Regions from separate parts of the Mus musculus genome. Here region 1 is linked to region 2. A link is a loop called in an ENCODE intact Hi-C map of the cell type or tissue named here. Cell type or tissue: left cerebral cortex. All regions are shown on one strand. Links, peaks and the distances in the headings refer to the core of each region. The heading gives the core; the rest is flanking DNA.

Region 1 (14,846 bases), core at 3,840-11,839, 350 kb after region 2:
CCTCCAACCTACTCACCTGCCTACTCACCCAGAGATTCCTTTCTTTATTCCTTAGAAGTCCTGAGTACAGGATTCACTCCTCATTCCCGGCAGCTCCTCTGAGGAAGCTGAATTAGCATCAAAATACAAACAGCACCAGGGCTCTCCACAGCAGCCCTCTCCCACCACAAGGCTGCCATCAGTCTCCTGGGTTCTCCTTCCTTCCTTCCTTCCTTCCTTCCTTCCTTCCTTCCTTCTGAAAGACCCACAACGTGAGGACTCCCCCACGTTCTGACTCAGGAGAGGCGACACCCCAAATCACACAAGAAAACTGCAAGAGGACTTTTATTCAAGAGCACTCCCGGGCCCATGGTCATACATCAAGCAGGGGTAGAGGACTGTGGTGCCCGAGTAGCTGGTTAAGGGGGTATTTAAAGGAAGAAACCACAACTCAAGGAAGTGGGGAGGGCGTTGTTGGAAAATACCAAAGATACCAGTTAAGAGTCCCAAGGAAGTGCAAAGTCACAAGAGTCACAAGGAATACCTGGTAATTGTTCTGGTTATCTCTCAAGACAGTTGCTAAGAGCCCCTAACAATAGCACATTTGCATAGCGGGTTCCAGCAACGGTCAGGGTGACTTTCTTTGAATAAACACTCTTTGAACCCAGGAAGCTGGTGGGTGGAGGAATGTCGCTATCTGTTTTATGATTAGCATACCTTGGAGCATTAAGTCACAGAGGTCACATTTCCAAGCCTGGGCCTAAAGGCCTAGAATTTTGTTTTTACATTATACTTTCACTTCTTTCCTTCCTTTTTTCCTTTCTTCCTTCCTTTTTTCCTTCCTTCCTTCCTTTTTTCCTTCCTTCCTTCCTTCCTTCCTTCCTTCCTTTTTTCCTTCCTTCCTTTTTTCCTTCCTTCCTTCCTTCCTTCCTTTTTTCCTTCCTTCCTTCCTTCCTTCCTTCCTTCCTTCCTTCCTTCCTTCCTTCTGTCCTTCCTTTTTTCCTTCCTTCTGTCCTTCCTTCCTTCTGTCCTTCCTTTTTTCCTTCCTTCCTTCCTTCCTTCCTTCCTTCCTTCCTTCCGTCCTTCCTTCTGTCCTTCCTTCCTTCCTTCCTTCCTTCCTTCCTTCCTTCCTTCCTTCCTTCCTTCCTTCCTTCCTGTTTGCCCCTCTTCTCTGCTGTCTCTAGTGTCCCCCAGAATTCTGTAACTGCCAACCCTCTGATGAGCTTCCAGATTTTTCTGGTCCCCACTTGCCTTCAGGGCCTCCTGTCCGTGCTTCACACAAGCTCAGGGGAGTTTGAAAAGTCTATGTTTTTCTTGGTGTGCCCCGTGTTTGGAATACTGTTGTAAAGAGCTGACCTGCTCCAGGTTCCTGTTTCCAGCCTTCCCACAGTTGTCCCCACCTGCTCCTGCCTGGTTTCTTGACCTAATCTCTTCTGCTTTAAGAGCCACATGTCCCCTATCTTTCCATCCTCCCTATGAGCCTCTTTCTGAAGTCTCCAGTGTGGGTCTGCATTATGGCAAGTGTCTCCGCCTCTGTGCTCTTGAACTCAGCCCCAGTCCCTCCCCTTCTGCTGAAGAAGGTAGCCAGATGTGCCCAGTGCTCTTCTTATGTTAAACCCAGCTAGCCACAGAGGGGGAGCACCCTCCCACCCAGGAGAGGAACCACACCCCTAGTGACCACTAGGGCAGTGGCAGAGGTGAGACTTTTTTCTATTTATTTTTGAGCCAGTCTTTCTATGTGTAGGCCTGGCTGACCTGGACTCCTCTGCCTTTGAACTCAGAGATGCCTCCCGATTGCTGGGATTAAAGGTGCCTGACATGCCACCATGCTTGACAGTCAGAGGTGGGCACTGCCCACCATCCTGTCCTCACTCACTCAGCATCTTGTGACCCTGTACCCATCCCTTCCTACAGTGGTCTAGTTCAGAGGGGCCCACTGTTCTCCCACTTGCTGAGGCGTTAGAAGAAGGGCCAGCCCTGGATGCATGGTTGTATCCTGCTGTCCCAGGGGACTTTCTGCTTTGCAGTCTTCCCCAAACCTCTTGTCAGTCTGTCCTCAGAGCCCCCTTACACACTTTGTATGTGGTGGAAAGTGGCAGGTTGTGTCACAGAAGTCTGTTCTGCTGAGTGTCCCTTGGATGTGGTCCTCACAGGAGGCGAGTGCCTTGTCTCATCTAAGTCTCAGCATTTGATAGACCCATCCCTGCCCACCTGCCGGCTAGCAGTCACTGGTCAGAGACACAGAGAGCCTCAGGCTTGTCCTCTTGCTCTCCCTCATGCTAGCATCTCTCCTCAGCCACCCAATAACAACAGTGCATTCTTTTGTTTCCTTAGAACAAGATGCAGATGTTTTCCAGAATTTTCTTCAACCTCAGGCAGTAAGTTTTTTTGGTAAAGACTCTTTTTTTTTTTTCCTGGAGTCTTTAGAACCAGGCTCTGCAGTGCTCAAAAACAAAGCAACAGACAGACTGCAATAGAAAGGAAGCAGAGATCAGGTGACAGGTCTTCAGTCAGCAGGCCTCGAACAGGATTCATATATCCTCCATGGTACCCTGGGGCTCCTTCCCTGTGCCTCTTCTGAATGCAGAGGCAGAGGCATGGTGAGGCGGGGTTAGGGTAGCTTCGTCCCAGAAAGGAGGTGGCCCGGATGGAGGGGTGCAGCTGACAGAGCGCACACATGGGCATTTCCTCACACCAGGCTCTGGGATGTGGAGAACAGGGCCCCAAGAGCTCATCTTTTTTTTTCTCATCTTCAAGCCATTGTTATTCTCCAGAGAGCGCAGACTGACTCTGGGGTCCAGGCTGGTAGAAAAGACTGTGGAGTGGAGTCCTGGTTACAGATGCTCAGGGAGTGGGCCGAGTGTATGGATACCTAGAGGCCAAGGATCATAACTGGCAGGGTGGGAGGCCAGAGACCTCGCAAGTGAACGAATGGGACCAGAACTTCAGAACCTGGGAGATAACAGAACAGCAGCCACAGGCCGCAAGTAGTAGTTCCTGGGAGGGGATCCAATCCAAGTGGCTTACAGAGCAGTTTCTTTCAGTGTGTACTGTCAAACCCTTGGCTGTCCAAAAAGCAAAGCAAAACAAACAACAAAAAATTTGGTTTGCCGGGCATCGGGTGCTGCCTTTAATCCCAGTACTCAGGAAGCAGAGGCAGGCAGATCTTTCTGAGTTCAAGGCCAGCGTGGACTACAAATTGAGTCCAGGATAGTCAGGGTTCTTTTATACAGAGAAAACCTGTCTCAAAAACAGCAGCAACAACAATAAAACCAAAACCAAAGCAGTCTGTGGATGTTTGTATCTGGAGTACTAGAAACTCCACTGTCCCTGGATGGCACACTCTGGAGGGGAACATTAAAGGGGGGAGGACCTTAAAGGTCCAAGAATCCCTTCAACGTCCCACAGAATAGATGCTATGTGGCAGAACTTTCAGCAGGGCTGTTTTGTGTATGTACTTTCATTTTTAAAAAGTGTGTGTGTGTGTGTGTGTGTGTGTTTATGTGTGTGTGTGTGATGTACATGTGGAAGTAAGAAGTTGGTATCAGATATCTTCCTTGATTATCTTTCACCTTAATTTTTGAGGCAGGATTTCTTCATTAGCCTGGAGTTCACTGATAATCTAGACTGACTGGCCCGAAAGCTCCCAGGGTCTGCCCATCCTCACTCACCCCTCACTACCACTGTGTGACTATGTTTGACCCCTTCACTATTCCCCCAGCTACTGTGTAACTATGCTTGACTTTTTACACAGGTGCATGGGGGTGGGGGTGTTGGTCCAAACTCAGGCCCTCATGTTTGTGCAGTATACACTTGCCTGACTGAGCCATCTCTGCACCCAACTCATGTTTTCTTGTTTGGTACCCAAATATATGGCAGATAGGACTACTTGTGAAACCCCAGCCTCTGCCAAGTTACTCCCTCTGACTTAGTTTCTTCTGTAACATGGGACAGAACATTAGCTTTCGTGATGGCCACGGAGGAAATAATATATAGCTCACACAAAGGGCTTGTTACCTGGCAGGTGTCATGCTAACACTTTATACAGCTCACTGAAGAGGCAGGGACTATGGGCGTGCAGGTCAGGAGCCCATGGGACACAAAGGCCAGGTCCTGTGCCCAGTATTATATTGCTGGTGTGTGTTGGACCGGTGGCTCAAATGCCTGATGGGCTTGCGTTTTGAAACCTGACTACCATCTCCCATCTGAAGATGTACAGTAATTCCCACTTTTATAGAGCCCCCTTAAACAAGAAGGCAGTGACGTCAGGTAGTGGTGGCACATGCTTTTAATCCCAGCACTTGGGAGGCAGAGGCAGGTGGATTTCTGAGTTCGAGTCCACCCTGGTCTACAGAGAGTTCCAGGACAGCCAGGGCTACACAGAGAAACCCTGTCTCAAAAACCAAAAAAAAAAAAAAGAAATGTCTTAGTTAGGGTTTCTATTCCTGCACAAACATCATGACCAAGAAGCAAGTTGGGGAGGAAAGGGTTTATTTGGCTTACACTTCCACATTGCTGTTCATCACCAAGGAAGTCAGTCAAGCAGGTCAGAAAGCAGGAGCTGATGCAGAAGCCATGGAAGAATGTCCTTTACTGGCTTGCTTCCACTGGCTTGCTCAGCCTGCTCTCTTATAGAACCTAAGACTGCCAGCCTAGAGATGGTCCCACCTGCAAGGGGCCTTTCCCCCTTGATCACTAATTGAGAAAATGCCTTACAGCTGGATCTTATGGAGGCACTTCCCCAACTGAAGCTCCTTTCTCTGTGATTACCCCAGCTGTGTCAAGTTGACACACAAAACCAGCCAGTACAAGAAGGCAGTGCCCTTCTGGGTGTCTCCTGGATACCTGAAGGGGAGCTGATGTCCCTAAGACTCAGGTCACTGTGGTCCCTTTTCTCACACTGGGAAATGATCACCTCCGTGGCTGCTTGTCCTCTCAGTTATTCATGTGACATTCTGACTGCTCCACCTTCATCCTGGGCTGTTTGAGTTTGGGCAACTGCTCAGTCTATTAGGTTCAGGTACTCCCCACCCCCAGGCACTGGAGGGCTGTATGTCCAAGCCAAGACCAGGAGTTCTTTCTAAATGCCTGGTGGTGGGATGGGACAGGGTAGGCTGGGGTTGGGTGGAAGTGGGTGGGGTGAGGTGGTTAGGAGGCCTGGGGGCAGACGGGAAACCATAGCTTACTCTCATTTTACTTGTCAGGGAGAAATAAGGCAAAGGCTACAGGTACATGTGTTGGAGCAAGCTTGTAGGAAATTATAGACCAGACTGTTCTGTGAGGCCAGTCTAGCCTGTGGCTTCTCCCTAGAGCCCTGGCTTTCTAGATTAGCCCTCCGTGCCATCCAAAAGTGGAATTCTGTGAACTTTCCTCCTTCCAGTGTATCAGAGGGCTTTTTTTTTCCCCAAAGGGAGGCCTTGTCTTTCTTCACACAGAACCCTGTATTCACAAGTCCAGCCCCATAGCTCCAAGTATGATCTCAGTTATGTTCAACCTCAGGGTTTCTGAGCACTTCGTGCTACTGATGGGACTGGGCATACAAGTGCCAGAAAGGCTCTGTCCCCAGGACCTGTAGAGCCAGTGCTTTATAGCCCTGGCTGTCCTGGAACTCACTTTGTAGACCAGGCTGGCCTCGAACTCAGAAATCTGCCTGCCTCTGCCTCCCTAGTGCTGGGATCAAAGGCGTGCGCCACCACGCCCGGCGAGCCAGTGCTTTTCAGAGTAAACTACTCTATACTCCTTAATGTCCACCCTACACCTGTAACACCTGCTCCTGGGCCCCACCCCTTCACCTTCAATAGCCTGCCACACCCACACCCACCAATAAACTAATAGTTATTTTCTCCTCTATTCTTCTCATGAAGAACTGAGATACTGGGCTGCCACCTGCTGGAACGTTGTTGTAATGGCACCTAAGTGCACCAGCCCTTCCTGGAGTTGGGTAGTGTGCTGCTGGGCAGCTGCTACCTGTTGCATTGGCTTGCTGTCGTGCATTTATTTAAACACCCCATCTTTCCGACTACACTGAAAGAGTCTTGAACGTAACAACTTTGAATTTCCATTGTGGCTGTATTGACCTGGCTTCTGCCAGAGGTGACAGAAGAGCTTGTTGAGTAGCCCTAGTAGAAATGTTGGTTGCCTTAGGTTCAGGGGATTGGCTTCAATTGGTGAATGTTCTCTGAACTTAGAGGTTGCTAAGAAACGTTTCTGAGTTCTTCAGAGCCTGTCAGTGTCAGGGGCTATGGGGCGGGGCATGTGATGAGGGACTGGCAGAGGGGATAGGACCCCATCAGCCTCTGGCCTGTTCAAAGCTCCCATCTTCAGAACACATCAGAGCAACTGAGAGAGTACCAAGGCAGACAGACCTCATGCAGTAGAGAGTAGGCTCTCCAGCTAGGGAGGGAAGGCTGCCCTCTGGAACACATTATACCTGGGGTAGGCTCCTTGTAGTATAGGTATGCAGAGGTAACAATGAGAACTAGGCCCTTCTTGGGAGCTCTGGGCTGTGGGACAGGGTAGTAGTCATGGCTCTCTCTCATCCTACTCTATTATTAGACCACAGCATCAAACACTTCACACATCTCTTAACAGAACTCCATCTAGCAGTCACTCTGTAGGTGACACTGAGGGAAAAGAGGAAGTTGTGTCTTCACTGGGCTCCATTTAAAGAGAGATGCCTCATTTACAAAGCCTGTTTCCTCAGAGGCTCTGGTCTGCAGTGCTACACAACTCCTCAGAAGTCCTACATCACTCTAGCCTGATCTCAGAAGACACTCTTCTGTCCCTGGGCCTGTCCTGATGTGCTCATTCATAGATTTCTGGGGTTATCCACTGCAGGCTGTTTCCCTCTTTGCCCTGGCTGCCAGCAAGCTCCGAGTGGACACGTTTGTTCTTTTCCTATGACTTTTCTGAACTAAGGTTTGCTCTGGTGTATGCTCCCTCCACTCTGTCCCCAGGACTGCTTGTTTCTGTGTTTGCTTTGCCTTTGAATTTTGCTTTTGGGGATGGATTTTAGCAGAAGGATCAGCAAGCAGTAAAGCCGGATGCCTACCCCAGCTTGCAGTCCCCACTCTCTGGCCATACATCCTGAACAAGGTGACTCTGCTTGTCAGTTCTTTATTCCTTCCTTGGAGAGTTGGGTCATGACCACAGTGAATGAGTTGTTGTAAAGGTCAGTCTTGTCCAGGCCTGGCTGCCCTGTGGCTCTAGGACCTGAAAAGCTACACTAGCAATGGGACCAACTCTTAGGGAATTCCTAGGACAGAAGGGTTTGCTGGGATGCAGGCATTTCAGCACTGAGATGGAGAGTTCCAAGGAAAACAGATGGATTGGTCATTCTAGTTAGCTCTCTACCTTTTCTCTCCTCACACTGCCCCCTCCCCCTTCCCTGATGCCCTGTTGCTATGGCAGGTGTCCTGGAAGGCTGCAGCTTCCACCACTCTTGCTGCAGCTTCTGCTGCTGTTGACTGCTGAGACTGAGGCCCTGCTGTGTTTGCAGCTGGCAGTGCAGTCAGCTCTGGGGGCCTCTTTTGCAGCTTGGCCAGCTACATGACTCTTACTCACCTGCCAGATAGGCCACTCCCCTGCTCTTTGGTTTGGTGTGCCAGCTTCCCGTTGTTCTGCTGCCCTTGCTCTTGCCGCCACTCCACTGTCATTGCTCGTGCTCATGGCACCAGCTCAGTCACTCCACGAAAAGTGGGTAGGAAAGGACTGTGGAAGAGAAGCTTTGCATCGGGCCTAATGTAACAGCAAGAGAGACAGTGCAGGATGCTAGGTGCGCTGGGGATGTCTCTCAGTTAGCTGACTGTCATAAGTCCGTCTTCTGTGACTGGAGAAGTGTGTTTGTACCAATCCTAGTAAACTCTACATTCAAGGGAATGCTCTTGTTGGCATTGTCACAATGCTGTACTTGGCTTGGCCACAACAGAAGTGCCCCTTCCTAGACTTAGACAGAAATGGCTGTAGGTTCACTTAGAGTTCACTGAGGCTTGTAGTAGCAAAAAAAAAAAAAAAAAAAAAGTCCGCCACAAATTGTTTGGAACTGTCCTAACTGGAGCTGTGCCTTCAGAATCCAGAGCAATTAACCGAGACCATCATGCAGTTTCCTCAGAGCGTCCAGGGAGTGTTCCAAAGCGCCATTGCTGGCGTGCAGCCATCGGCCTGCTGTTCGGCCATATTTACTGCCCATGTGCCCAAGGTAGCCAGGGAAGCTCGAGAAGATCTAAAAGCTGTCAGTTAGGGAGCTTTGCCCAGTGTCCCAGATTCTTTGCTTATTTACAGGAAAACGAACCCTAGGAGTGCCGACAGGAAGAACTTATCACTATCACTAGTAGTGAGTGCTCCCCACCGCCACCACCCAGTGCTAGGCAAGTGCTGTACTACTGAACTGTCTCTGCATCCCCATTACTAGTGATTTTTTAAGTGATTTGATCCCAGAGAGAGAGAGAGAGAGAGAGAGAGAGAGAGAGAGGTGAGACATTTTCTGTCTCATTACCATGAGGCAGCTAACTGTTGGAACATAAATCCTATCTACAGGTGGCCTTCTGGGGTCCTGGGGTGAGGATGGGAACAAAGGGACATGGAGCTGTGGTCCAGATTGAAGGCTTGAATGTGGCTGTCCCTCCTGCAGGTGGTAGGATGGGCAGTTGGAGTTTAGCATTGTCTTGCCCTGCTCAGAGAAGCACTATGTCTCTTTTGGGCCTTGCCCCTCTCAGCTGCCGTAACCATTCTGCCAGGGCAGCCTGGGCTGTGGCGATTCCTTCCCCTCTGCTCCTTTAGATGGAGCTCAGGGGTCCCTGTGCTCTGAGGGACGGACAGGGAAAGACCTGGTGTTCTTTCCAGGCGCACTGCACAGGTTTCCCAATACCCGCTTTCTCTGGCTCTTTGGTGAGACCCTTTTTCTACCTTTAGGACTTTCTAGCTCAGAATTGGGCATATGTGTGATCCTGGACTGCAAGACACGATCAGGCTCCAAGAGTGACCTTCATGTGCCATTTACATGCTTGTAACAGGACCAGGTCCTTTGTGCCCTCTGCCAGCAAAGGTCCCTCCCACAGGCACCTAAGGAGCTCTCTCTCTCTGTCTTGTCTCAGGCCCCTTTCAGAAGAAAGTAACACAAAAAGTTGGGGCTTTCGTCTTGGTTGCTGTTTCTCTCCCTATCCCCACCACTTTCAGTTGTTCTTCTAAGAACACCTTCTTGGCCGGGCGTGGTGGTGCACGCCTTCAATCCCAGCACTCGGGAGGCAGAGGCAGGAGGATTTCTGAGTTCGAGGCCAGCCTGGTCTACAAAGTGAGTTCCAGGACAGCCAGGACTATACAGAGAAACCCTGTCTCAAAAACACCAAAAAAAAAAAAAAAAAAAAAAAAAAAAAAAAAAAAAAAAAAAACACCTTCTTGGAAAGAAAAGTCTTCTAAAAATAATGTTGTCACATCTGCCTCAGCCTCCTCACCTTGTCTAAAATGTAAGAAACCCCTTTGCAGTTTTGTTTTATGTAGATAACAGCAGCATCTAAGTTAGCAGTTAGTACTTACATTTCTATAAAGTAAAAAAAAAAATTTTTTTTGGGGGGGGGGAAGGTTTCGAGACAGGGTTTCTCTGTATAGCCCTGGCTGTCCTGGAGCTCACTTTGTAGACCAGGCTGGCCTCGAACTCAGAAATCCGCCTGCCTCTGCCTCCCAAGTGCTGGGATTAAAGGTGTGTGCCACCACGCCTGGCATAAAATTTAATATTACAAAAGTCCATCAATGTGAGGCATTTCTTGTAGACCAAGGGTTTGTAAATCTAATGAAACCTGTTGATCAAAGACAGAAGGGAGCAAGGACTCAGGCTTGTCTGGTCCTGGACCACTGACAGTAAGGCATGGGAGAGTTACAACTGCCCATCAATGAGGCACCGTCTGCAGGGTTGTAGTGGAGCAGGGAAGATGGGCAGCATGAAGACCTTACCAGGGAACAGAGTGGTTTCCACATTAGGGACCCCCACCCCCACCCCCACCCCCAGCTCCTGGGTTCCTCCATGTTTCCTCTTGGCCTGGGCCCTGGGCACTGTGTGGCAGGGATGGGCTGGCACTGAGTGAGGCCAGCACATCCTGCTAGGGAGTGTGGAATTTTTCTGGCTTAAGGAAAAATGAGGCTTGAATGCAATAAGCAAGGAGGGCGTTCTCTCACTGGCCGGAGTGGGAGGGGTGGATCTGGAGAGAATCTGACAGAGCATTGGCAGGGCATGCTGGGAAGTAGCTAGATCCATCCCTCAGAAGAGCTCTGGGGCCGTGTGTGTGTGTGTGTGTGTGTGTGTGGGGGGGGGGGGGTATGTGTGGAACGGAGGGAGGGAGGGAAGGAAGGAGAGAGGGAGAGATAGAGATAGAGACAGAGAGAGAAACATGAACATTCAGGCTCAGAGTTCAGAGTGGAGCAGGCCTTGCTGACTTAGGAGTTGAGAAGACAGTATGCAGCAGTACAAGGAATCAAATGGAGGTGGAACGGCATATGTTAAGCCTGGAGCCTGCATCTCTACTTGCTGTTTCTTTACCAACTGTGGTTTGGGGCTAGAGGAGCCAGATTTCCAGATATAACGTTTGCATGTGCATGACCTAGAGTTAGCAGAGCTGGACACGGAGGATCTGAACCAGGTGGCATGCGTGGGTCAGTGGGGAGGGAGGGAGCCATGCCGAGGATAGGCAGTCATTCCAGCATCTTAGGACCATCAGGAAGAGAGCATTTTCTGAAGACTGCAAGGGTCAGCCAGTGTAAGGGCAGATCTTTCACTTCAGGAGATCAGCAGAGCACTCGCCATTGCAGTCTCACTTACTGCGGGCAGAGCAGCATGGATGAAGATGTGAAAGGCCCCCCCTGTGTTCCCTCCTCATTGGCTCTTCTTAAACACAGGAAGCTGCCGCTGCCATGGAGATCAGAGGGGCAGCATGCAGGGCCTGTGTCCTGGCTGAAGGAGGTGGTATTGTAGCCACTTGGCTGACAAGAACCCTTGTAGATGTTGTGTAGTTATACCCTTAGCTTTGGGTATAACTAGATATCTTGGAGTTCACAGAGATTTTCTTTAAGTGCTTGAACTGATCCTGCTGGCATTGGCTTAAGCTAAATGGCTTCTGTCCTTCTCTGCTGCTCTGGTCCCCTGGGTTCAAATGACTACTTTCACTTGCATTGAGAACTGAGCAACTTTTTAAAAACATTTTTAAAAAAAAAAAGTTATGTGTGTGTGCTCATGAGTGCTCATGAGTGCAGTGCCCGTCTAGGCCAGAGGAAGCTGTTGGATCCCTTGAAGCTGGGGTTACAGGTGGTTCTGAGCAATCTGACATGAGTGCTAACTCTGAGCTCCAGGACTCTGGAAGAGCATCATGCTCTCAGCTGCAGGGCTAGACATCCAGCACTGTTGTTGGAGATGGGACCTCTCTGTAAGCTGTTCTGTCTTTGAACTTCATGTGTAGCTGAGGATGACCTTGAACGTGCTATCTTCCCGCCTCTACCTCCTGAGAGCCACCCCACCCAGTTTAGAACTGAACCATACTGTCAGTTGCTTCTGGTGGCCCGGGCACACTCAGTGTGGCTTTGTCTGGTTCTTCACCTTCTCAGGTGCTTGCATCTCCCCTTTGTAAAATGCGTACAGCAGTGTATCTGCCTTCTAGAGTGACAGGTCATTAAGTGTCTGATGTAAAATAACAACCGGACATTCACAGTCATTATGTAACCCAATAAAAGAAGTAATAAAACATGCCTTGCTTTCCTAAGGATGAGTTCAAGGAGACATGGTTTTCACAGGATGCATCGGCCACATCCCTTCATGCTTTTGCAGCCCAGATGTCACAGGGATGTAAAGAAATGGCCAGTGCTGAGCCAGTGAGTGTAGCAATGGATGGGCTGGGAGCATGTCCTGCATGAGTCAGGGGCTGAGCTCCCTTGCCCTCCTTAGCTCAGAAGAGAGACAGATTTATTTGTCCCTGTATGACCCTCAGGGTTTCTTTTCTTGGGTCTCTACTGTAGGATTTTGGAAGAAGTTGACTGCCTGGAAGGAAGTTACAAAACATGAAAGTCACTTTGGGGTGACCAGCAACTACAGTGGCCCTTTGCATCTCCCACACTGGATCGAAGCTTAAGAACTGTAACTTCAGGTAATAAATAAGTCCCTTCACCCTAAGACCCTGGCAACCAGTGGTTGTTGGGGGCCTTCAGATGTTGAGATGTTAAAAAAAAAAAAAAGAGTGGCAGATACTGGTGGCACCCCAGGTCTCACATGTGCAAGGGGACAAGTATCTCTAAACACCAAGGCCTGGAGGACAGGGGTGTGTATTCAGACCTTTCCCTGGTTCTCTGAAGGTCAACAGTGGCCACCCACCATGACTTTTATAAGATGTTCCTCAGAGAACAAGTCAGAACAGCCAAGACAGTTCTGAAAATTGAGAGTAATGAAGGAAACTAGTTTGTCCTGTCGTACATTAAGATGTGTACTGAAGCCTCGTTGTAAGAAGAGTGTGACACTAGAATTAAAAGAACCATGAGACTACGCCGGGGCCTAGAAAACACATAAGTGGCTGCTCACAGTCAGCTATTGGATGGATCACAGGGCTCCCAATGGAGGAGCTAGAGAAAGTACCCAAGGAGCTAAAGGGGTCTGCAACCCTATAGGTAGAACAACAATATGAACTAACCAGTACCCCGGAGCTCTTGACTCTAGCTGCATATGTATCAAACGATGACCTAGTCGCCCATAACTGGAAAGAGAGGCCCATTGGACTTGCAAACTTTATATGCCCCAGTACAGGGGAACACCAGGGCCAAAAAGTGGGAGTGGGTGGGTAGGGGGGTGGGAGGGAGGGTATGGGGGTCTTTTGGGATAGCATTGGAAATGTAAATGAGGAAGATACCTAATAAAAAAAGTAAATAACACACAACAACAAAAAAAAAAAAGAAATAAAAAAAAAAACCAGATTAGGGGACAAAATAGGACAAGTGAACATGGAGAGGCCACAGAGGCGCCATGTTTGGTGTTTAGAAACAGGAAGCATGGCCTAAGAAGAAGTTCTGGGACAGTAATGCAGAAATGGCTAACAGCAAATGATGTATCAAAATGATTGCCAGAAGGATTAGATTTGGTTTTGTTTTGTTTTGGTTTGGTTTGGTTTGGTTTGGTTTTTCGAGACAGGGTTTCTCTGTGTAGCCCTGGCTGTCCTGGAACTCACTCTGTAGACCAGGCTGGCCTCGAACTCAGAAATCCACCTGCCTCTGCCTCCCGAGTGCTGGGATTAAAGGCGTGCACCACCACCCCCGGCTCACAAGGATTAGATTTGTAAGTAAAAAAATAAAAGTGGAGGCTAGAAAGAAGGCTCTGTTGACAACATGCTTGTCAGGCAAGCATGAGGACAGTTTGATCTCAGGACCCATGTAGAAATTTAGGTATAGAGGCTGGAGAGATGACTCAGAAGTTAAGAACATATACTACTTTTGTATAAGACCTGAGTTCGATTCCCAGAACCTACATTAAGTGGCTCACAACTGTTTCTGGTTGGAGCTTAAGGGGATTTAGTACATCTGGCCTCTGTGGGTACCTATACTCCTGTAGACAAACATACACATAATTACGAATGTTAAACAGGGTGTGGAGCAATGACTCAGTGGTTAAGAACACTGTCTGTTCTTCCAGAGGACCTGGGTTCAGTTCCTACTCTCGCATGACAGCTCACAACATGTGTAACTCCAGTTCAAGGGGATCCAGTGCCTTCTGCTGACCTCCAAGGGTACCAGCCACACATGGTGCATATACATACATACATACAGCCAGCAAAAGCATCCAGATACATAAAAATAAAAAAGTCTTTAAAAATGCAAAATGTAGAGCTGAGTACAGAGGGAGGCAGGCACCTGTAAGCCAGTGCTGGGGAGGTGGACACACTGTAACCCAGTGCTGGGGAGGTGGACACACTGTAACCCAGTGCTGGGGAGGTGGACACACTGTAACCCAGTGCTGGGGAGGTGGACACAGGTCGATCTGTAGGACTTCCCAACAGCCAGTCTAGTCCAGACTGTGAGCTCCGAGTTCAGTAAGAGACCGTGGCTCAAGAAATGAGGAGCATGATTAGAGAAGCCACCCAAAGTCAACCCCAATCTCTGCTCATGTGCTTACATGACCATATATGTCTTTGCACAGGTTCATACATGAACATGTGCACACACATGTACACACACACACACACAAGAGTAAAATGAAAGTTTAAGCCAGCATGGTCACTTTATGCATATAATTTTACTACTAGGAGGTTGAGGCCAGCCTGCTGTGCTATACAATGAGTTCCAGTCTGGGCTACACAGCAAAACCCTGTCTCAAAAACAAACAAACAAACAAAACAAGACAAAAACAAACAACCCCCCAACCAAAAAAACTAAATAAAAGCTACAAAATATTGGTATAAAGAGGAATATTTGTATTATGATTTTTATAATGTTTTAACACTGTGTATAAAATCAAAATCAAAAGATAATGAACAATGGAAAGAAAAGCATTTATAACATCTGTGATAATCAAAGAACTGCTCTTTGTCACATGCAGATTATTTCATTCATGCCTAGTCTCTTGGTGGAACATTTCTGTGTGCCAGAAAGCCTTCTGCACACTAAGCTGTGGGCAGTCAGTAGAGTAGAACTCCTGTTCTTCAAAGCTGACCACTTCTTAGGGAGGACAGAAAGGAGATTGTTACAGGGGAAATGTGGATCAGAACGTTTTAAATAGGGGTATAGAGTAGGAGTGTCGGCAGGGTTCATACTGTATGGTCCTTCAAAGAAGTGTCACTAAGGAAGTGACATTTAGCAGTGCACTGTTCTGTATTTTTAATTCTGTGCCAATAAGAAGACAAATGGAGGGG
Region 2 (14,846 bases), core at 3,422-11,421:
AGGATGGACCATCTAGAAACTGCCATATCTGGGGATCCATCCCATAATCCGCTTCCAAACGCTGACACCATTGCATATATTAGCAAGATTTTGCTGAAAGGACCCAGATATAGCTGTCTCTTGTGAGACTATGCTGGGGCCTAGCAAACACAGAAGTGGATGCTCACAGTCAGCTATTGGATGGATCACAGGGCCCCCAGTGGAGGAGCTAGAGAAAGTACCCAAGGAGCTAAAGGGATCTGCAACCCTAAAGGTGGAACAACAATATGAACTAACCAGTACCCCCACCCCTCCAGAGCTCATGTCTGTAGCTGCATATGTATCAGAAGATGGCCTAGTCAGCCATCAGTGGAAAGAGAGGCCCATTGGTCGTGCAAACTTTATATGCCTCAGTACAGGGGAATGCCAGGGCCAAGAAGTGGGAGTGGGTGGGGGAGCGTGTGGGGGACTTTTGGGATAACATTGAAAATGTAAATGAAATAAATACCTAATTTAAAAAAGAAAAAAGAAAATGGAATGGAACGGAATGGTGACATTAAAATCATTAAAGAGAAAAAGATGGTTGTTCCTAATGGCACCACACAAACCTAAGGAGCGAAACCCTGTACTCATATACACAGGATTCGTAGCTTAGATCTTCTAGAATGCAGAATCGGAGTGGAGAGTGAAGCTGCTGATGTATAGGAGATGCACGTCCAGGGCAGGGTGATGTGTGTCATGTGTTGCTCTACAGTGTGCCATGTGTTACTCTATAGTGTGTCACGTGTTACTCTACAGACTGCTAAGTTACAGTCCTTGAGGTTTCCAGGTCATTTACCCAAAACATGTAGGACCCAAAGTATTTCAGATTTTTAAGTATTTGGATGTGAGAATGAGATAACTTGGAGATGGAACTCAAATCTCAACAGGAGAGGTTCATTTTTGTTTCATATGCATTTTTCTTACATCATTTGAAAGTAAATACACACATTTTTAATGCACCCACATGTTGGCTCCGACCCATCATTGTTTGGTCAGATATGGAATTTCTCTCTTGAAGCCTCTCATGTCAGTACTTGGGAAGTTTCATAGATAAGAATATTTGAGCTTTGGCGATTTAAACTGGAGTTACTCACCTGAAGTCACTCAACATACGTGATTCTTGGCATTTGGGGTTTTACAAAGAGGAAGAAAGTCTTGTAGTTATCAGTGGAAGAAAGAAAAGGGAGCAGTTGGCTTATCAGGTAAGGCCCCCCCTCCTAATTGTCATTGGGTGACAGTGCTGGTACTGCTTGTCCTTGTCTGTCACAGCATCTACCCTGGAGTGGCTATGGAAGAATTCAGACCCATGGCCTGAGTTGTGAGCCATGAAAAATCTGAAAGTGCAAGGGTGGTGCAGAAAGTGTACCGTAGGGGGTGGGGGAGGGGGCAGTGGTAGTGGGGGAAGGTAACCAAGGGCATATGAGATGGTACACAAGACTTGTTTCTAAATATGCTCCTGCAGTTGTGTGAGATGCATGCCTTATACTCACAAAGGCAGAAAAAGGGAAACCACAGGTTCCCACTAATGAGCATAAACGATCAAAATCCTAGCAAGCTGGGTGTAACAGGCTAACATCATCATCCCTGACAAAACAGTGCCCATCCAAGGATGCAAGCTTGGTTAAACATTAGAAAATCAGTGCACATAACTCCCATGGAAGACAAAAGGAGCAAAACCACATGAAGAGGTGGAGACTGGTGCATCCAGTGACATCTCGTGTCCACTGTGTCCCCCAACCCTGTCACATTCCCATGCTGAAGCTCCTGTCCCCAATGTGATGATATTCAGAGGCAGAGCTTTTGGGAGGTGATCACAGTACTATGAAATTATGTGGATAAGGTCCCCGTGAAGGGGTTTAGGGCCTTTACCAGGAGAGGTTAGGGCTGCCTTTTTTCCTTCATGCCAGGATCACAGAAAAGGGAGGCCACCTGCAGAATAGGGAGGCTGTCCTCAGCACTTAGAATCCCTTGACACCATGGTCTAGACCTGGGAATGTGAGAATTAAATGGGTTTTGTTTAACCTGAAACACTCATGGATGTTATTATTATTATTATCATTATTATTATTATTACTTACTGAGTTAAGACTAGACAGACCCTTTCTGAACCAATCAAAGACTATCAGATAAGCTGTGAGTGAGATCCGATTTGGGAAATGAAGCATGGATACCTACAGGGATCGTCTCAGCTCAACACAGTGTGCTTCCAAACAGTGACTCAAGGTCAGAAAAAGAAACAAAACTACCTGGGAAACCAATCTGCTAGCATTCTTACAAAATAAGGTCAAATATATAGAAGATCCAAAAGAATTTATAGTTGTATAGCTAGAAACCAACAGTAAATTTGCATACTGTACATACAAAGCAATGAATGGGTGCCTAGAATTGCATTAGAGGTACCTGGGGGGATGTGGTTCAGATAGTAGAGATCTTGACTAGTAGGTTTGATTTCTACCATCATATAAACAGTTTGGTGATAGTATGATGTAATCCTTGACTAGGGCAGTAGAAACAAGAGGGTCAGAAGTTCAAGGGCAGCCTCAGCTACATAGCCAGTTTGAGACCAGACTGGGCTTAAGACCCTGTCTCAGAAAACAAAACAAAACACAAAAACCAAACCACATTTGCTTTTTATACAAGAAAAATAAATCTAAGAACCATTTCTTTTAAATTATGAAGGCATATCTCTCATCCCAGTGTTTGGGGGGGGGGCGGTGTAGAGGCATGTAGATCTCAGTCAGTGAGATTGAAGCTAGCCTGGTCTACAAAGCTAGTTACAGGATAACTAGGGCTACATAGAGAAACCCTGTCTTGAAAAACAACAACAAAAGTTTTAATAACATAAATCAATAAAAAGCTGAAGATACTCTTGAGCTGAAATCATCAATTCCACCCAATAAGCCTGTGGATTAAATCCCTGGAAAATAAAAATTCAGGAGTTCCCTATCTGCTCCTCACGTGTGTAGCATAGAAATCAGAGAATCGGCCGGGCAGTGTTGGTACATCTTTAATCCCAGCACTTGGGAGACAAAGACAGGAGGATCTCTGAGTTTGAGGCCACCCTGGTCTGGACAGTTCCAGGACAGCCAGGGCTACACAGAGAAACCCTGTCTCGGAAAACCAAACAGACAAAAACCAAAAAAACCAAATCAGAATAAAAAAATGACTCATGAACTCTTGGAGAGGAAGAACAAGTTAGGAGAATGTATCAATTATTAGTTGATGTTCTTGCCATTTCAATCCATCTTTTCTCCCTGCTTTGCCATTTTTTAACAATGCCCTGAAAAATGGGCAAGTGCACACTTGGGCTTTGTGAGTGGAGAGTGCATGCTCTAATGGCAAGATGCAGGCACTCCCTCCCTTATACAGCACAAGTCCCAGCCTCTGATGGGGAAGGCATAGGATTCCCCCCATCTTTAGCTCCTTCATTGCTCTGTTCTTCTCTGTTCTCTTCAGTCTAGAGAAAGGAGATGCCTCTTTCACCATGAGAAGGCAGTGCCTATGAAAGACAGAAGAGGACATCAGATCTCCTGGGTCTGGAGTTACAGGGAGTTCTTGAGCCAACAGGAGTACTAGGACCAAACTAGGGTTCTTTGCAATCTACTCCCAACCTCTGAGTCATTTCTCCATCCTCATTAACTATTTATTGGCACAATGGACCATTATGCAAGTATAAAGGACATGCATATTTGAACCCCATATATTGTAACTATGAGGAAGAACTCCTTGCTGTGATCTTGTTTACTAATCAATTAATGTGTGCATTCATGCACTAATGTATATGAGCACACATATCCATACATGCACACAGTGGCCAGAAGTTGACACTGGGTGTCTTCCTTTGTTGTTTTCCACCTTATTTTTTGAGTCAGGGTCTTTCACTGACCCAGGAGCTCCCTGGCCAGCCAGCTCTGGGGAGCCTCCTCTTTCCACCTCCACCCCACAAAGCGCGGGGGTTAAAGATGGTGCCACCAATCCTGGCTTTTACAAAGATGCCTTTACCCACTGAGCCACCACCCAGCTCATGCTGTCTGTCTTTAAATCCAGCCTTTTAAAAGTGTAATTTGCTCTCATTAGAAGTAAACAATGAGTTTGGAAAATTGCACTCAGTTGCATAACTGTCACCACATAAAGTACAGCACATATGCACCACCTACACCTAGAGCTTCCCACTTCTCTTCAAGCCATCCCCTCCCCATGACAGCCAGGCTCAGGCAGGCAAGCACTAGTTTGTGCTCTGTTCTTCTACTTTTGGCTTTTCTGGGAGTTCACGTAATCGGTGGCATGCGGCATGCAGTCCTTTCTGTTCGCTTCCTTTCACTCCCAATAATGTGTTTCAGTGTCATCAATGATATTTCTAAAAGCAGTAAGTAGTTCATTGCCTTTTCATTGCCAACAGTAGTGTCCCAAAGCGCACATGCACCACTGTTGAATCCCAGCTGACAGGCATTTGAGTTGTTCCCAACTTTTGGGCTTTAGTGTATCCTGCTGCTGTGAGAAGTGTCTGTGCTGAGCCTTTTTGTGGACATGTCATTGAGTCATTGGCAATTGTGTCTTTGTAAGAGCTTGTCCCTTTATTTCTCCACACAACTGTGCCATTCCCCATGGCCTCCAGCCATGGATGCCGCCTTTGGAATTGGTAGTTGTCATTCTTCACCATTTAGCCTTCTGATAGGTACATAATAGCATCTCTTTGTGGTTTTAACTTGAACTTCCTGGATGACCTAGTGAGACCCAGTGCTCTCCATGTGCCCCTTAGCTACTCGTTTATCTTAGGAAGTGACCCCCTCGAATCTTTTCCTCATATTTATTTCTTTTAGTCATTGAGTCTTGGGAGGGTTTGATATAGTCTGGATACAAGCCTGTTTTTGCATAGATGCCTTGCCAATCTTTTCTCCTTCTCTGGCTTGCCTTGCAGTTTCTTAGCTTGACCATTTGAGGAGCAAAAGCCTTAAATCACAATAAAGCCTGTTTTATCTTTTTAAAAGATGTGATTCCTCTCCTCCTCCCCCTCCTCCTCCTCCTCCCCCCTCCTCCTCCCCCTCCTCCTCCTCCTCCCTCCTCCTCCTCCTCTCCCCTCTTCCACCTCCCTCCACCTCCTTCTTCTCCACTTTCCTCCTCCTCTTCCACTCCCCCCTCCTCCTCCTTCCTCCTCCTCTTCCTTTTTCTTCTTGAAACCTCATTTTAATCTACCCATGTGAATACATGGGAATTCATTCGACTTGTGGCCTGACTCTGTATCCACCATTTGTAAAATTGTTTATTAAGTTGAATAGCTTTTTGTAAAGAATTATAGGACCTTGTCATCTGCAAATTTAGACAGTTTGCCTCTCCCTTCACAATAAAAGTGTCTGTCTGCACCCCTTACTTTTAACACAGGATCTGACCCTGCTGACCTGGAACTCCTGTGCAGCCCAGCTCACTTGTTGCAATTCCCCTCTGCTCCTGGGATGCTGCACCTTCATGCCCACCTTCACTGGGGCTTTCTCCACTGAATTCCAACTAGCCTTATTTTGTAGCAGTGGCTTCTTTCTAAGGTGTTTTTGTCCTTAGCTGAGACGCTTCCTCTCTTCCTGAGCATGCTCGGTTCAGGGGTCAGCCAGCGGCAGGATTGGGTAGCATTTAGAGAGGGCTGGGGACAGGGTGTCTCAGGCTCCCAACCTTCCTGGTCTGTCAGCTGTCATCGTTCTGAATGCAACCTTCTGTTTCAGGGACCAAAATGATGGCTGCTTTTCACCAGTCCCAGCAGTAGCTCATACACCACTGGGTACCCCCAGGCTCAAAGAGCAGAAGCAGGGAGGGATCACACTTCAGTAACATCTCTGCTTCATGCCTGGCTTTTCCCAGAGCCTGCCTACTGGCTTCACTCTTCAGTGCTGTCGGATAGCTGCATTTCAAGTGGCGTCCACCCAGCAGATGTGTCTGTAATCATTTCTGTGAACAGAAGTCTTACTGAGTGAACATTGTATCAGTTCCCTTGATGTGGGAGTTACATTGTCTTTTCCTTTTTATAGTTGCTGAGTCTTCTCATGAGGTCAGTCTCGAATCTAGTCACAAAGTAAAGGGAGTTTGGATTAATTTTTGTCAGCACATCTGGACATTTGGGCACAGAGGTGGGAATGAGGTTAGAGGTCACGCTGTGCTTGCATACCCTTCTCTCTTTCTATTCAGGAGGGCCATAGTCCAAGATTCTCATTGACTGTGTGAAACCGCAGTTTCAAAGATGTCCTAATTATAGCATGACCACAGAGTCCCAGAGTTGATGGATCCTCCCACACTTGATGCTCTCTCTGGTGCTCCAGGATGCTGTTAAGTAGAGTTAAGGTGACTTGAGCACAAGCATGGAGATATAGCAGAGTTAGGGTGATGGCTTACTAAGTAACAAACGGTTAGGTAGTATATACACTGTGGATGCCCTGGACAGAGGGAACAGTCATGCCCCAGGGAGGATGGAGCAGCTGGAGATTGCATCACAGTGTTCAAACTGGGATGTAACTTAAAACCTCATGAGTCGATTATTTGTGAAATTGTCCGTTTGCTCTTCTCTGACTGCAGCTGATGGCAGGCAACAGACTCAGTGATTAAAAACCACAGGGTGGGGGGGGGGGGGCAAAACCACCAACAGAAATGGACGACTGTCGTCGGCTGTACGGAAATATTTATTGGAAAATAATACGTAATGCACATAATGGCCTTGACGTCAGTGAGCACATTAATGGGAAACAAAGAGGCAGAGAGAATGGAGAATGGAAAGTTAGACAGAAAAAAGCAAAGATGGAAACAAACAGACGGAGAGGTGGGGGCGGAGGGAAGGGAGGGAGGAGGCAGAGGAGGGAGAGTGAGAACGGTGACCACAGAGAGCCCTAGGACAAAGAAACAAGGCTAAGGGCTTTTTCACATGGCCACAGAGATAGACACGGAAGATGAGCCCTGGCGCTAGGTGGAGTGTGCGCATGCCCAACCCTTGCCTGTCCTGTCACTCAGGAGCTCTGACCTTGTGAGCTTTCCTCCCTCCCGCTCCTGTGACAGCTGCCTGTCAGTCTGTGTGGCCAGGAGACGTTAAGAATAGAAGCTGTGCAGAAGCCAGGGATTCTCTGAACCAGCACAGTTGATTTTGTGATGCCCTCAGGTCCAGTCTGAGGGAGGCTCGGTGTGCGCGGTCCCTGGGTGCTTATGCCTCCGTCTGGAGCCTGCGTGATTTCCCACTGCTGCTAATCTTGAGCTTCACTCCCCTTACACATCACCAGTTCCCCGAATCCACTCCAGGCTGCCCCACCTCACTGCCAAGATTCCCTCACAGAGATGCCCGCGCCATGCCCCGCCCCCACCAACCCTCCTGGCGTCTTTCTGCGTCGTCCTTTTTCCTTCTTCCCCAGATGTACACCGAGTTACCTTGTAGCAGGTGACAGCAGTGGGCCCATGGTCTCTTTTGGAATAATCTCTCGGAGAATTTTGTTAAGTGAATTTTCTCACCCTATAGTCTTAAGTCTCCTCTGTCCTCAATGTAGCTTTCTCTGTTCAGAATTGACATCTGAATCTCTGCTGGACCAGCGCCTAAGACTGAATTGACTCCCAGGGCCTGGACGGGGGTACTGAGATTTTGCCTACCCCCCCCCTCCCCGGCCTTAATAGTGAGTTGGAAAGAGGCTGGATTTGTGATAGAGTCTGCTCGAGAGAATTCTGTTTACAAGACCATCCTGTTAGGGAGAGACTTACCTCCATCTACTATCTTGCAACGTCTGGAAATCCTTCAGGGGATTAGTGGCCCAGGAGTTTAATGTCAGGAGCAGGTAGAAATGAGGACATCCTAGTTTCAGGGCATAAGGCACAGGTGGACATAAAGATGTCACCTTTATAAGTGCCCAAAGCTTAGCTTAATACCATGTTTTAAAAAGAAAACCTCCTGTGTTTCTTTTTAAAGGTTTTGTCTTTGGTGTGTGTGTGTGTGTGTGTGTGTGTGTGTGTGTGTGTGTGTGTGTGTGTGTGTGCATGTAAGAGAGACAGAGACAGAGATACAGGGACAGAGACACAGAGAAACACAGAGACAGACAGAGACATAAAGAGACACAGATACAGAAAGACAGAAGGGGTAGATGGAGACAGAGAGAAGAGGGGAGAGGGAGGCAGAAGGAGGGGTAACACTCATGGAAATCAGGGGACAACTTGCAAGGTCACACATTTTACCAAGGTCTTTGGGCCCCTCAGACTATACAGTCAGGCCTGGCACTACCATTTCTGGGGCTATTTTCAGAGAAGTAGAGCAAGTTTTGTATGGCTGGGCCACCTGGGGCCACAGGGTTCTTGGAAATTAAAAAAATAAAACCAAACCAAATCAAACCAACCAACCAAAAAAAAAAAAAAAACAACAAAAACCCACTTTAGTACGTTCCTCTTGTGGACAGCAGAGGGCAGCAAACTGCCATGTCAACACTCCTGGAAGCCGGCGGCTTGGATAGAAGAGACTACTAGGGTTGGTTGGCTTCATGTTTTTAACCATTACAAGCACATGCTGGTAACCCCAGAACTTTGGAGGCCAACCTGAAAGATCATGAGGTCGAGGACAACTTGGGCAACATAGTGAATTCAGCCAGCTGTCTAAAATTGTCAAATAACAACAACAACAAAAAAAAAAACCCTGAAGCCAAGGGACTGTACATGATGCTCTTGGCTCCATTCCAGCACACTGTGAACCAGGTCTAGTGTCCTACACCTGTAACCCCAGCACTGTAGGTTCACAAGTTTAAGGACATCTTCAGCTACATAGCAATTTCAAGGTTAGACTGGGATGCATTGAGACCCTGTCTCAAAATAAAACAATGCTCTCCACCCCCAAACCTAAAACAGAACAAGCAAAACCCAGAACCCCTCAGTCAAGGTCATATGTGTGGTTGCTATTCCTGCAAAACCTGAACTCTTTCGAAAGCTCTTTTGACCTTGACAGTGGGAGCCAGCGAAGGGTGTCCAGTGCAGGGCTATGCTGCCTATAAAGAAGACAGACCCCTTCAAAGACTTCCCAAGTAGCTGGCATCGGTCTCCATGGGGCTGCCTCTCATCCTGACAGTTTTCCAGCAAGGTCTGTATTGCCATCTCTCCTTTCCTAAGGAGGGCACTGGACTCCAACTTGGGCAATTTTTCAACGGCTCATAGCTATGAAGTAGAATAACATGGATTTGAATCCTTGTCTACTGACTTTCTAAAAAAAAAAAAAAAAAAAAAAAAAAAAAAAAAAACAATGTCAGCTCCACAAATCCAATCTCTAATAAGATAGGTATAAGAACGCCATCTCGCCTCCATGTGCTGTAAGTGAGAATATGTGTAAGACGGCAATCCCTCAGGCTGTACCCAGTTCTGTCAGATCATTTGTTCTGTCGGGACAGCTGGCACCCAGATTATGCCCGTGCTCTGCTGGCTCATCTCTCTCTACCAAGTGTGCTGACTTCACACAGAGAGAGCCAATTGACAACAAGGAACCTTGTGAGAAAAATGACACCATGAGATTTGGCCTGTAGGCAAGTTTGTGTGGACATTTTCCTAGTTCATGATTGATGTGGGAAGGCCTAGCCCACTGTGGGAGGTGCCCTTGGGCAGCTGGACCTCAACTGTATAAGAAAGCAGGCTGAGCAAGCCATGGGGAGCAAGCTAGTAAGCAACATTCCTTCGAGGTTTCCAATTTGGTTCCTGCTCTGCTTGAGTTCCTGCACTGGCTTCTCTTAATGATGGACTAACACATACAAGCCAAATTAGCCCTTCCCTCCCAAAGTTGTTTTTGGTTGCTGTTTTACCACCGCAGTAGAAAGCAGACTGGAATGGTAAGAAGGGCCTACGCAACCTTTTGATTGTTGCAACCCCACCTCAGTTCACTCTGCGTCCCAAAGCTCTGAGGTTCTCAGAAGCTCATCATTGGTTGGAACCCCATGAAAATGATCCTTCTACTTAATCTCCTACACTTCTGGCAGCCTGAGACAGTTTTGTTTCGATGGGTTGATTTAGAAGTTACATAGAAGACTCAGTCACTCCTGAGGTAGTCCCAAAGCATATCAGAGTCCAAAGAAGATGGAGCTGTAAGTGTTCCTATGTAATGGAGGTGAACTACAGATTCCAAGGCATACCCATATCAGGTAGAACTCATCAACGAGACAAGCAGAGTCCATATAAGAGACAGGACATGTGCCATTGCTGAGTCCATGATTGTCACCCAGCTGAGGAGCGAGGCTCATGGCCTGCCTGGATTTAGCTTTGCCTTGCCTTTGTGGTTATAGATACAAGCAAGGCTATGTCTGACAATGGCTGCTGTACACAATAAGTGGGAGGGGATAGCATTACCTAGTCTCAAACCAGACTCTCTGAGCATAGCAGCCATTACTGCCTTCAAAGCAACTGTAACGGCCCACGAGAGACCATCAAGATGTCCCTGAATGAGATGAAGCAGTCTCATTCAGGGCCAAGCAGGGAATGAGCTGTCCAAAGAAGCTGAACATGGAGAGGAGACTAATCTAAGAGAGTCTGTGTGTCATTTCTACATGGCACCCACACTCCCTTGAGCTTTTATAATACCTTTTGGGGTTCACCAAGCTCTTACCCAAGGTTCTAGCCACTCTTTCCTACAGCCCCCTCCCAGCTGTATGTAAATTTGGCCCCAGAAGCATGTGGTCGCTGGGTCTCTGGAGGTGTGTAGAGGAGGTGTATAGAGTATGGAATGTTAGCCAAAGGTCGACTCCATCTACGCAGCTACAGGAAGTCATCATCCGTGCAGGTGTGAGACTTTTTGGCGATGTGTTGCCTTGAAGGCACTCAGGTAACCTCTCGCTTTCACCCTGTAACTCACCTCTCGCCTTTGCCCTGTAAACTCTGTAGATGCATTGGTGGCAAAGTTGGACTTTGGTGGGATTGTTCCAAGATGTTGATGCCCTAGCTGAGGTGCCATGTTTGATTACTACTCCTCAGGAAGAGTTTTCTACAGCACCCATAAGCTGTTGGTGGTATTTATCCCATGGGATTGTAAAAACACAAGTGAGTGTGGATGCCACGCAGAGATGACACCCAGGGTCCCCCGCTTAGGTGCTCCGATTCTGTGCTCAGCTCTTTGTTTGGACAGCACGTCTTCTGTTTGTTCAGAGGCTGCCTCGCCTCAGGCTGTGCTTTCTCAAACCCCCAGGTACTTTCAGAAGAAAGGCAGCCATGTAGACTCATAACCAACGTAAACAAAAATGAGCCCCAAAGCCCTTTCGTAGTCCCCATTGTGTCTCTGAGCTGACACAGCTGACCTTGCCTGAGTCGCTGGCAGAGAAAAGCCCTGCTCGTTCCCAGGGTAGACCCAAACAAATGCTCTCTGTGAATGGGGGAAGGAGGTGGGAACCACTGAGTTTCCCACAACATGGGAGTTCCCAAGAGTGGGCCTCTCATAGCTGCTCTCTAGGGACAAAGCTGGACCCTCCCCTGCTGAGCTGGGCAGTGGCCAAGAGACCTTTTAGCAAAAGATTCCAGTTTCAGCCAGCTCTGATTAGTTGGCACCTGTAAGTTCGATCCTTTATGAGCAGAGGTGCAAGTCTGGCCAGAAAAGGGGCTGAGGAGGTGTGAACATTGCAGAGTTCTGAGAGAGGGGAAACCCTGTCCCTCCTTCCAATGAAGGCCTACGGCTCAGAGCCCAAACCCCAGGCCAAGAGGAGTGTCATGCTTGGGGGTCACACTTGAGGAGGCCAGAGAGTTGCAAATATAGTTCACCAATGTCACCTTAAGGCTATCTTCTATGGTCATGACAGTGTATATTGTCTTAGGGCACTAAGTAGAGTGCACATTGTTTCTACCCTGGAGCCAGGCTTCAAAGGCACTTTGTCACTGGTCCTACACTTAGAGCCAGAAACAGCATCCATACTCCAGGCTGTGGGCGCAGGTGCTTGGGAGGAGGGTGGAGAGCTGCCTTTATCAAAGCAGCCACCACCTGCAACTTTAGAAGCTGCTCGCAATCCTTTGTGGAATGAGGTTGGGTATGAAAGTCGATAAGAGCAAATCTGATTAAAGTGTTATCGTGACAGTGTAGATCACTGTCAAGGGATCTGAGACAAGGAGGCAGGAAGGGGTTTGTGCAGGAAAAAAAAGAAAACCTTCCAAGTGCTAGGCTCCTAGGGATGGAGGCGCTGACTTGTAGATCTGGAGGGGTGATAGGGAAGGCAGTGGGGTGGATCTTGGAGGCACATTTCCTAGCAAACTGCCTGTCTCTGTTGGTGGGTGGCCTGGGGCAGACTTTGGGGCCCAATGAGGTTAAGTCCACAAGGAGAAGGGAGTAGAAGGGGGCCTGAATTGCCCTTGAGAGGAGCCTGCTGTTCTCAAAGCAGACTGAAGACTTAACCCTTGACTCCCCTCTTCCTGTTCTTTCTTCTCCAGCCTTTGCCCTTGAACCTTGGAAGCCCCAAAGGGGTTCAAGTGGCATTCCGCCTCGCCCCTTTCCTCAGCCCTCTGCCACTCTCAAGTGGAAATTTGAAGTCCCTTTCTTCTGCCCCTTGCTTTGATGGAGACAAGCTCTCTCGCCTCCAATCTTATCTTCATTTTATAAACCTCTCCTAAATTCTTGTTCCATGAACATTTCTTTAAACCTGGGCTGGTCTGCAGGGAGCCAGACCTGAGAGTCCTTGGTTACTTGGCTGATATGACTATAGTCCCTTTTCAACCCTAGTGTGCCACTACCCTCCTTAATGTCCTCAGTGCCTTCTTGCTCATCCCCCTTTTCAGGGCTCTCATGTCACATCGGACTTCACTCCCGAGGACCATAGCTCTTAAACCATAGTTAACTAAGACTTGACATCTACTGAGCAAATTGTTATATTGAGTAGTTCCTGGCTATAGCCTTCCTGGAGGTCAGTGTTGGGCTTCTCCAGGTACAGGACTTGGGGGATGCCTATTGACAGGGAGAACAAGCCCCGAGAATGTAGTTCAGTCGATAGCAAGCTCCCTATTGTGCGTCGGTTGGATATCCAGCAATGCATAGACCAAGTGTAGCAGCACAGGCCTCTGGAAATGGTGACTGGAGAAGCAGAAGTCCAAAGTCATTTTTCGTATGTAGTGAGTTTGAAGCTGAGACCCTGAGACAGACAGATGGACTGACAGACTATAAAAGACGACAGACTATAAAAGAGAAAGGGCAGTAATTGCAGTTGAGACTGGAGATGGGGTACAGTTCCCCCCGGCTTTCAGCCTAGTGTGCTCTTGACATGGGAACAGGAGAGAAGCTGTGTGTCCCAGCAGGGTTGTCTGGAGAGGGGGGTCATCACAAGTGGTCCTTGCACCTTCGAATGATGGCACTCTGCGGACACACCTGCAGCCCTAGCTTCCGCTCCTCCATAGCCTCTCACATATAATCCAACCAGAAACGATGCTGTGGAAAGTCATTTGCAAGCTGGCTCCTGTGATTCTGGGCTTTGACAAGTCCTGGCTGGTGTGTCTGCCTGCTGGGGGCTGAGAAGGGGGTGGCAGCCCTCACTGGCTGGCATGGAAAGGAACACCTGGAGGCTCCCAAACTGCCCCAGCCCTCCCTCCCTCTCAGGCAATCTTCCACTGATCTCCTGCTGGGGAGGGAGATCAGACATAAAATTCCAGGGGCTAAAAATTCCTCCCACAGGGACATCTACCTCCCTCTTCATTTTCAGTCAAGTAGAAAATTTAACTCTTCAGGGCAAAATTTCAAAGCCGAGTAACTACCCATTAGACACTTAAGGCCTAGCATTTAATACCACTCGAATGAGGAACCTTGGAAATGTATCTTGAACTTGGGGATCAGGACCAATTAGAGATGAAAAGAGCCTGCGGTCCCTCCCACGGCACCAGGGGCTGTTGCGAACTAGCCTTCCCAGGCTGTAGCAAATGACTTTCTTTGAATAGATGTAGCCTGAGATGGCTTTCCAGTGGACAGAAGACAAAGAGTTTATTTGAGCTATGTGAACTCACGCAGTCACCCTGCCTGATGACTCTGTGCTTGTGGCTCACGATCTATCTCCTGGTGGCCTGTTTAGGGGGTATGGGAAGGTGGTTTATATGCCTAAAAAGTTCTGAATATACCTGAAAGCCCTTTACCTTCCTGTTAATTCTTCCCATAGTCATGATCTCAGCCTGGAAAGGGCTGAGCTTGGTGGTAGAACCCCCGCTGCAACAAATGGGTATTTTGGACAACACTGTAAGAACATATTTCCAAGCACTCCAGAGTTCCTGCTTTCCATGGAGACCCTGAAGCTGTCAATCAAGGAAGGATGCTCCTTGCAGTCAAGGGTGCTGGCGACCTAGGAGATTTTTGCAAGCTGTGGCTTGAACCACAGTCCCTCCAATTGCTGAAAGCTCAGAAAACCAAACTTTGTAAAACTTAAATATTTAAAGGTCAAAGTCTAAAAATATATATAATTCTGGAAAAATAATTGAAAAATTCTTGAAAAGCACAGACATGTAGTTTTTGTTTCTTTAAAGAAAAGATTTACAAACTGTGTGTGGTACTTCATGCTGGTAATCCCAGCCCTGGGAAGGCTGAGGCAGGAGATCATTAAGTTTGACCAGTCTGGGTTACATAATGAGCTTCAGGTCTGCAAGGGCTGCAGAAGGAGTCTCTCTCTCCCTCTCTCTCCCTCTCTCTCTCTCTCTATATATATATATAAATTTTTTCTTTCTTACTTCTCTTTCTTTCTGTTGTGGCTGTTTCCTTGAGGCACAGTCCCATGTCATCCAGACTGGACTAACCTTAAACTATTGCTCCTCTTGCTTCCATCTCCCAAACTCTGGGATTGCAGGCAGGAGAGCAGGAGTCACCATCGTGCCTGGCTTTGAGAGGACCTGTTATAAAAAAAAAC

The links. Hi-C counts contacts between places; a loop is a spot of excess contacts. Peaks named below come from ENCODE experiments on the same cell type or tissue, not always from the same donor. Only the 100,000 strongest peaks of a DNase experiment are listed, where the experiment ranks them.
Region 1: a loop joins it to region 2, with 3 times the contacts of the local background. A loop is called at or near these places in 17 of 42 quality-filtered maps.

The regions. Positions count from the first base shown.
Region 1 is chr7:113,262,653-113,277,498 of GRCm38, forward strand. It overlaps Arntl (aryl hydrocarbon receptor nuclear translocator-like), which reads left to right. Exons shown (of 20, transcript NM_007489.4): 3 at 11,974-12,101. Among named protein-coding and RNA genes, the nearest start is that of Gm33721, 8.3 kb to the left of the region's middle. In left cerebral cortex, for the core only: a CTCF peak has its summit at 5,868 (motif pointing left); DNase peaks (open chromatin) are centred at 5,886, 8,159, 10,167 and 10,474.
Region 2 is chr7:112,911,582-112,926,427 of GRCm38, forward strand. No RefSeq gene overlaps it. Among named protein-coding and RNA genes, the nearest start is that of Rassf10, 35 kb to the right of the region's middle. In left cerebral cortex, for the core only: a CTCF peak has its summit at 8,421 (motif pointing right); DNase peaks (open chromatin) are centred at 4,188, 5,949, 6,999, 7,241 and 1 more place; H3K4me3 peaks cover 382 bases; H3K27ac peaks cover 756 bases.